Regions from separate parts of the Mus musculus genome. Here region 2 is linked to region 1. A link is a loop called in an ENCODE intact Hi-C map of the cell type or tissue named here. Cell type or tissue: heart. All regions are shown on one strand.

Region 1 (2,500 bases):
ATTGTTGGGTTTGTCTTTTATTCTCATTGTAAATCTGGATAAAGTGCCTATGTGTCTCTTCTGTAAATGACTTTAGGAATGCAATTATACGCAATCCATATTGTCTTTTTACTGGCCAGAACATATTTCACAGAAATAATAAAGTCTTAAATATAAAGACTTTGAATCCACTCTTACTTTCCTAGTAAAAAATTCAGTCCTTAGGACTGGGCATGATAAGGTTAAACTTTATTAAGCACAGCATACCTTAGTCTGAAGTAGATCAGAAATTTGAGGACAGCCTGGGATACATGACATGAACCCAGCTAAGTAAATAGTAATTAATCACAGAAAGGAATGAGATTACATCCATTCTATACCACGGATGAGTCTGAAAATATCGTGTTAAATTAAAATTGATGTTCACAGGTGAGGCCATTATGCACGATTCCATCCATGAAAATGGATTTCTACCCATACAAAATTTTTAACGTATGTAAATCGATAAGGACAGAACACAGATTGCACAAAGTCAGAGGAAAGGCACCTGTGGGCCGGTAGTTAGGTAACTAGCATAGCCACTCTAACTTAAATTGTCAACAGTGATCAGATACAATTTCAAGATTAATTTCTCAAAGTTTCAACACAAACGTCTGCTAAAGTAATAGAGCGCTGAGACTTTGTATTGTTTTCGTTACAATTGCAGCCACTCTTCTCTAGCATTGGCCAACAAACAGACAAACAAACAAAGAAACAAGCACCGGGTCCCCCTAAAGAACCCCAAACAAAAACCTAAAACCAAACTCAACAACAAAATCCCTCAGGTGTGAAGAGCCCCCTGCTGGCCGTTTCCTAAGAATTCCTGGTTCACCCAGGAATCACACAGACCTAAGGACTTCGGTCTAAATGTAAACTTTCTTAAAAATCAAGGCACTCTGCCGTTTGATAAGAACTATTTACAATTATCCCATCATTACCAAAGCCTGTTTGGATTTACGCGGGATTCACTTTCTATCTATCAGCAGATGTCAAAACGTTCTATACCTTCTATTTATCCTGTTTCTTGAAAAGAGGATTTTGTCTCTCAAGTCTCAATTCTAAAGTTCTCTGAAAGTTTTTAATTTGAAAAAAAATTGTTTATTGATGATAATATGAATCTTAACAAATGTCTAAAATTATACCACCAGATGGCGCTACCTCCCTGCAGTTCCCGAAGCACCATGTTTGAAAGGACATTTTACAGTGAGTTTTAATTACCGTCTGTTAGTACTATTTAAAGTTGCAAGAATCTGTTATCCAAGACTCTGTTGTGCCATAGGGCTTTATAATTGTACACCTGCCAGTGGAAGTTGGCCAGCCAGTAGCAACACATAAAGAAGCTTAGCTTCAGTCTCTCTTGGATTTTTAAAAATTTTACCTTTCTATTTATTTTGTATGTTATTCCTAAGGAGTATAAGAATAGGCATTTTGTTGTGGCATAACAAATCTTATTAAAATATATATCGATAATGACCTCAATCCAATAAAGATTCATAATGATATATTACAATATTAATTTACAACCACAAAAGGTAGAGCTTTTTTTTTTTTTTTATCCAAGGATAATATTTATCTTGTACTTAAAAGCAACGTTGCAAAAGAAAGTTGGAATTAGGAGGCGGCAGGTGGCTGGGTGTGGGAATCATGTTCTTGATTCTGTGACAGATATAAATAAGACATTCCTTTTAGTCTTTTACCTTGCTGGTCCCCTTATAATTACATGGGTATAAAAGGGCAAGTTCTGGCCAATGAAATGATAGTGCAAGTGAAAGTCTCTTTTCCAGATGGAGGTTATAAGGCATTCATGGGTTTCTCAAGGGTTTTTGAACTCAGAGGAATTACAGGAAGGAGAGAAGAATGGGAAGCAGATGTATCTGTGTGTTGTTTTCCCTCATACAGTTTTTGGTTCCACCTGAAATTCTTTAACTAATGAAGAGAACATGGAGAGTGGAGAAAGACTCTCACACTCTGCCACTCAGTATTTGAGATGAGGGAGGAAGCAAATTAGCTGGAATCCTATACCAGTTGGGGCAGTCCTGTGATAGTCAGCCCTGCTCAGGGAAAGGAAAGTCTGCCAATATGGCCTCCCAGAGCAGGTTTTGCTCAGAAGTGATTTAGACTGATCTACAAGTTGTTGGAGCACCAACCAGGAGAGCTTGCTGGCGAAAGTCATCACAGCAGAACAAGATTCCTAGTGATATTTCAGAGGAGCTATATAGCACATGGGAGATATAGCCACATTTTGAATAGTTAGCTGGACCACCAGTAAGTAGGGAACATTCGACCTAGATGTCAAAAGACCATTACCAGGCCATGACTGAGGCAAGAACACACAGTTTAACCTATACATAAACTTTAGTGTGAAATAAAATTAACTTGAGATGTGGGCAAAGAATACTGTATGAGAATATGAATAGGCTAAGAACATTACGCTCAAGACCCTTGATTCTTCCCTGCTCTTGGGACCTCCACTTATTCTACT
Region 2 (2,500 bases), 150 kb before region 1:
ACATGATAAAAATGAATAGAGGAAGAACTTAAAGATCATATAATATTCAGACAATATCCCGTAACTTTTTAACCCTCTAGCCAAAGGAGAACCCCAGACCATGACATCTGTTGTTGACTGCTGACCTGCACATGCACACACTCACTCACTTCACTGCCGCACTCATGTGGCACACACACGCAAGCCCAGCAAAATGAAACATTAGGGGCTATTCGCTTCAATGTTAAAAGTGACCACATTTTGTTATACTTGATTATAAATTTTAAATTAACCTTCTTTGACTACTAACACAAAGGCATATGCCTGTAATCCCAGCATTGGGGGGCCAAGTTCACATTTTTTGTCGGTCCTATAATTAATGTAGGGACAGATCACTTAGATGATGAGACTTCGAAAGGGCTGATTGCTGAACAAGTGAGAACCATGGTGGCTTATGGGAGAAGGAAGAATGAAGGTTGGGAGGCTGTGCAACCATCTTCTGTGGCTGACGAAGCTCTATTTCATAACCTGTGATGTAGGCGAAGATGGTCGTCTACTTGATACTGCCAAGTGCATTGGAACTATGTGTGTATGTAGTTAGTTAGTCCCATGTTTTAAATTTTCAAAACCAAAAGCCTTAAACGGTTTGTCTGAAACACCACTAAAGTACAAATAAGTTAATTCTCCAAAGTTCTGGGCATAACCCCAGAGCCAGGGGTTGAGCCTTGTGTGTCTTACTCCATAACAGTGGCTTTCTCTGCAGTAACTGCTGTTATATAAGTAGCGCAAGTTTTTCTAGGAACTGAGAAGTAATGATCTACGTGAACCTCTGTAAATGAAATTCTAGTTGTGGTGGATTTTGAAAGACACCCCAGGCAAGAGTGAAGTTAGGACGCTTTTCTGTGATTTCAGTGTTTTTTTTCTGCAGCAGCTTGATAGCTGGTTGCTGTGAGCCTTGTAAGCCACTGGATGTCAGGGTTCTCCTAGCTCTAGGCAAGGTGGTTTGTTTGTTAAGGCACAAAATAAAATTGCAATCTTATAGAACGTGGGAAGGTACGTATTTTGATCATGATCTTTTTGCCTCATGTTTGTAGAAAATGGCCTAACTTATTTTTTGAGATGGGGTTTTGCTCTGCAGCCCAGGCTAGTCTGAAATTCTCTCTGTATCCAGGCTGACCTCAAACCTATGACCTTCCTGCCTTGCCCTCCAAATGTGGGGATTATAGGTACATGCCACCAAGGATAACTTTGTTTTAACATTAAAATAATGTAGTTTGAAATATTATAATCGAATGTAGCAAAAGGTGATCACTTTCATCATTGAAGTGAACAGTCTCTAATGTTTCTTGTTGTTGTATTTGTGTTTGTGTTTGTGTACATATGAGTGTAGCAGGTCAAGTGAATGTGTATGTACGTGTGTAGGCCAGAAGTGAACGTCAGGTGTCATTCCTTGGAGTTGGAGGGGAGGTTCTGATTAGGTAGTCTAGCTGGCCAGTGAGCTTCCAGTAACTTCCTGTTTCTGCCTCCCTAATGAACTCTTGAAGAGCAAACATATTAGCTACTGAGCTGCCCCTGTCCCCCAACATTTATTGAATGTTATAGCCCAGTGTGTCAAAGGTTTTCCTAGTAATTTATATGAACTATTTAGCCTTCAGACAATCCTATGAAGTAGGCACTATTGTTACCCACCTTACGTAAACAAGAATACTAATTATAGGAGTTAAGGTCCTGTGCAAGGTCACACAAAGTAACACAGGCAGGGTGTTAATCCCAGCTGACTGAATCCAGAGCCAGTGTTTACTTGTGTCCTTGTTCTATGCTGCCCCTTCATGGGTTCTTTTTGTTGGCATAAAACATCAGTGTTATAATCCTAATAAAGAGTAAGAGGTTGAAAAGTATACTTCCCATCACCAGATAAGTGACTGTTAGTGTCTAGTGTGTTGCAGACACTGGACACAGGCCTCAGATTGAATTGTGAATGATTTATGAAATTGTCCAGTGGTGTTTTAATTATTAATAATTAGTGATAATTATTCATCAGAAAAAATAGTAGAAAAGAGAGCAAATAAGGAAATACATCTATATAATATTTAGTTCTAAAACAAAATAATAAAGGAGAAATGTAGCGCCATTTGCTATTTAACATCCAATCCATTTGTTTATTTAACAAACTGGACACCTATCAGGAGCCAGACTTGCTCCTGGCCCAGATGCAGACGGAATCCCTGTCCTTGTGGAGCGCAGCTCCGGAGGGGAGGCAAGGGCTAGAGGACTTAATTGAAATGTGAATTGAGGTCAGCGTCATCAGCTGCTAACGTGCATATTTTCAGAGATACACAGGGTGCTACTCTGAGACAATCTGTACCTAGCGTGGGAAGCCAATAGGACTTTTAAACTTTCTGCTTGTTTCCCCGTTTATTTTAGAGAATCCTTGCTCCCTAAAGCATCTGTGCCGATTAAAAATTCGCCGAGTTATGGGACTGCAGCGACTCTGCCAGCCAGCCTCCATACAGATGCTTCC

What was found. A loop is a pair of places that touch in the nucleus more often than their neighbours do. Peaks named below come from ENCODE experiments on the same cell type or tissue, not always from the same donor. Only the 100,000 strongest peaks of a DNase experiment are listed, where the experiment ranks them.
Region 2: it touches region 1 in a loop (6-fold over the local background); 7 of 42 quality-filtered maps call a loop at or near these places.

What each region holds. Positions count from the first base shown.
Region 1 is chr6:24,720,697-24,723,196 of GRCm38, forward strand. No RefSeq gene overlaps it. Among named protein-coding and RNA genes, the nearest start is that of Hyal6, 11 kb to the right of the region's middle. In heart, CTCF peaks have their summits at 837 (motif pointing left) and 1,142 (motif pointing right); no DNase peak of the experiment used is centred here; H3K4me3 peaks cover 219 bases.
Region 2 is chr6:24,568,216-24,570,715 of GRCm38, forward strand. It overlaps Asb15 (ankyrin repeat and SOCS box-containing 15), which reads left to right. Exons shown (of 10, transcript NM_080847.3): 10 at 2,404-2,500. Among named protein-coding and RNA genes, the nearest start is that of Lmod2, 28 kb to the right of the region's middle. In heart, a CTCF peak has its summit at 950; a DNase peak (open chromatin) is centred at 2,286; H3K27ac peaks cover 640 bases.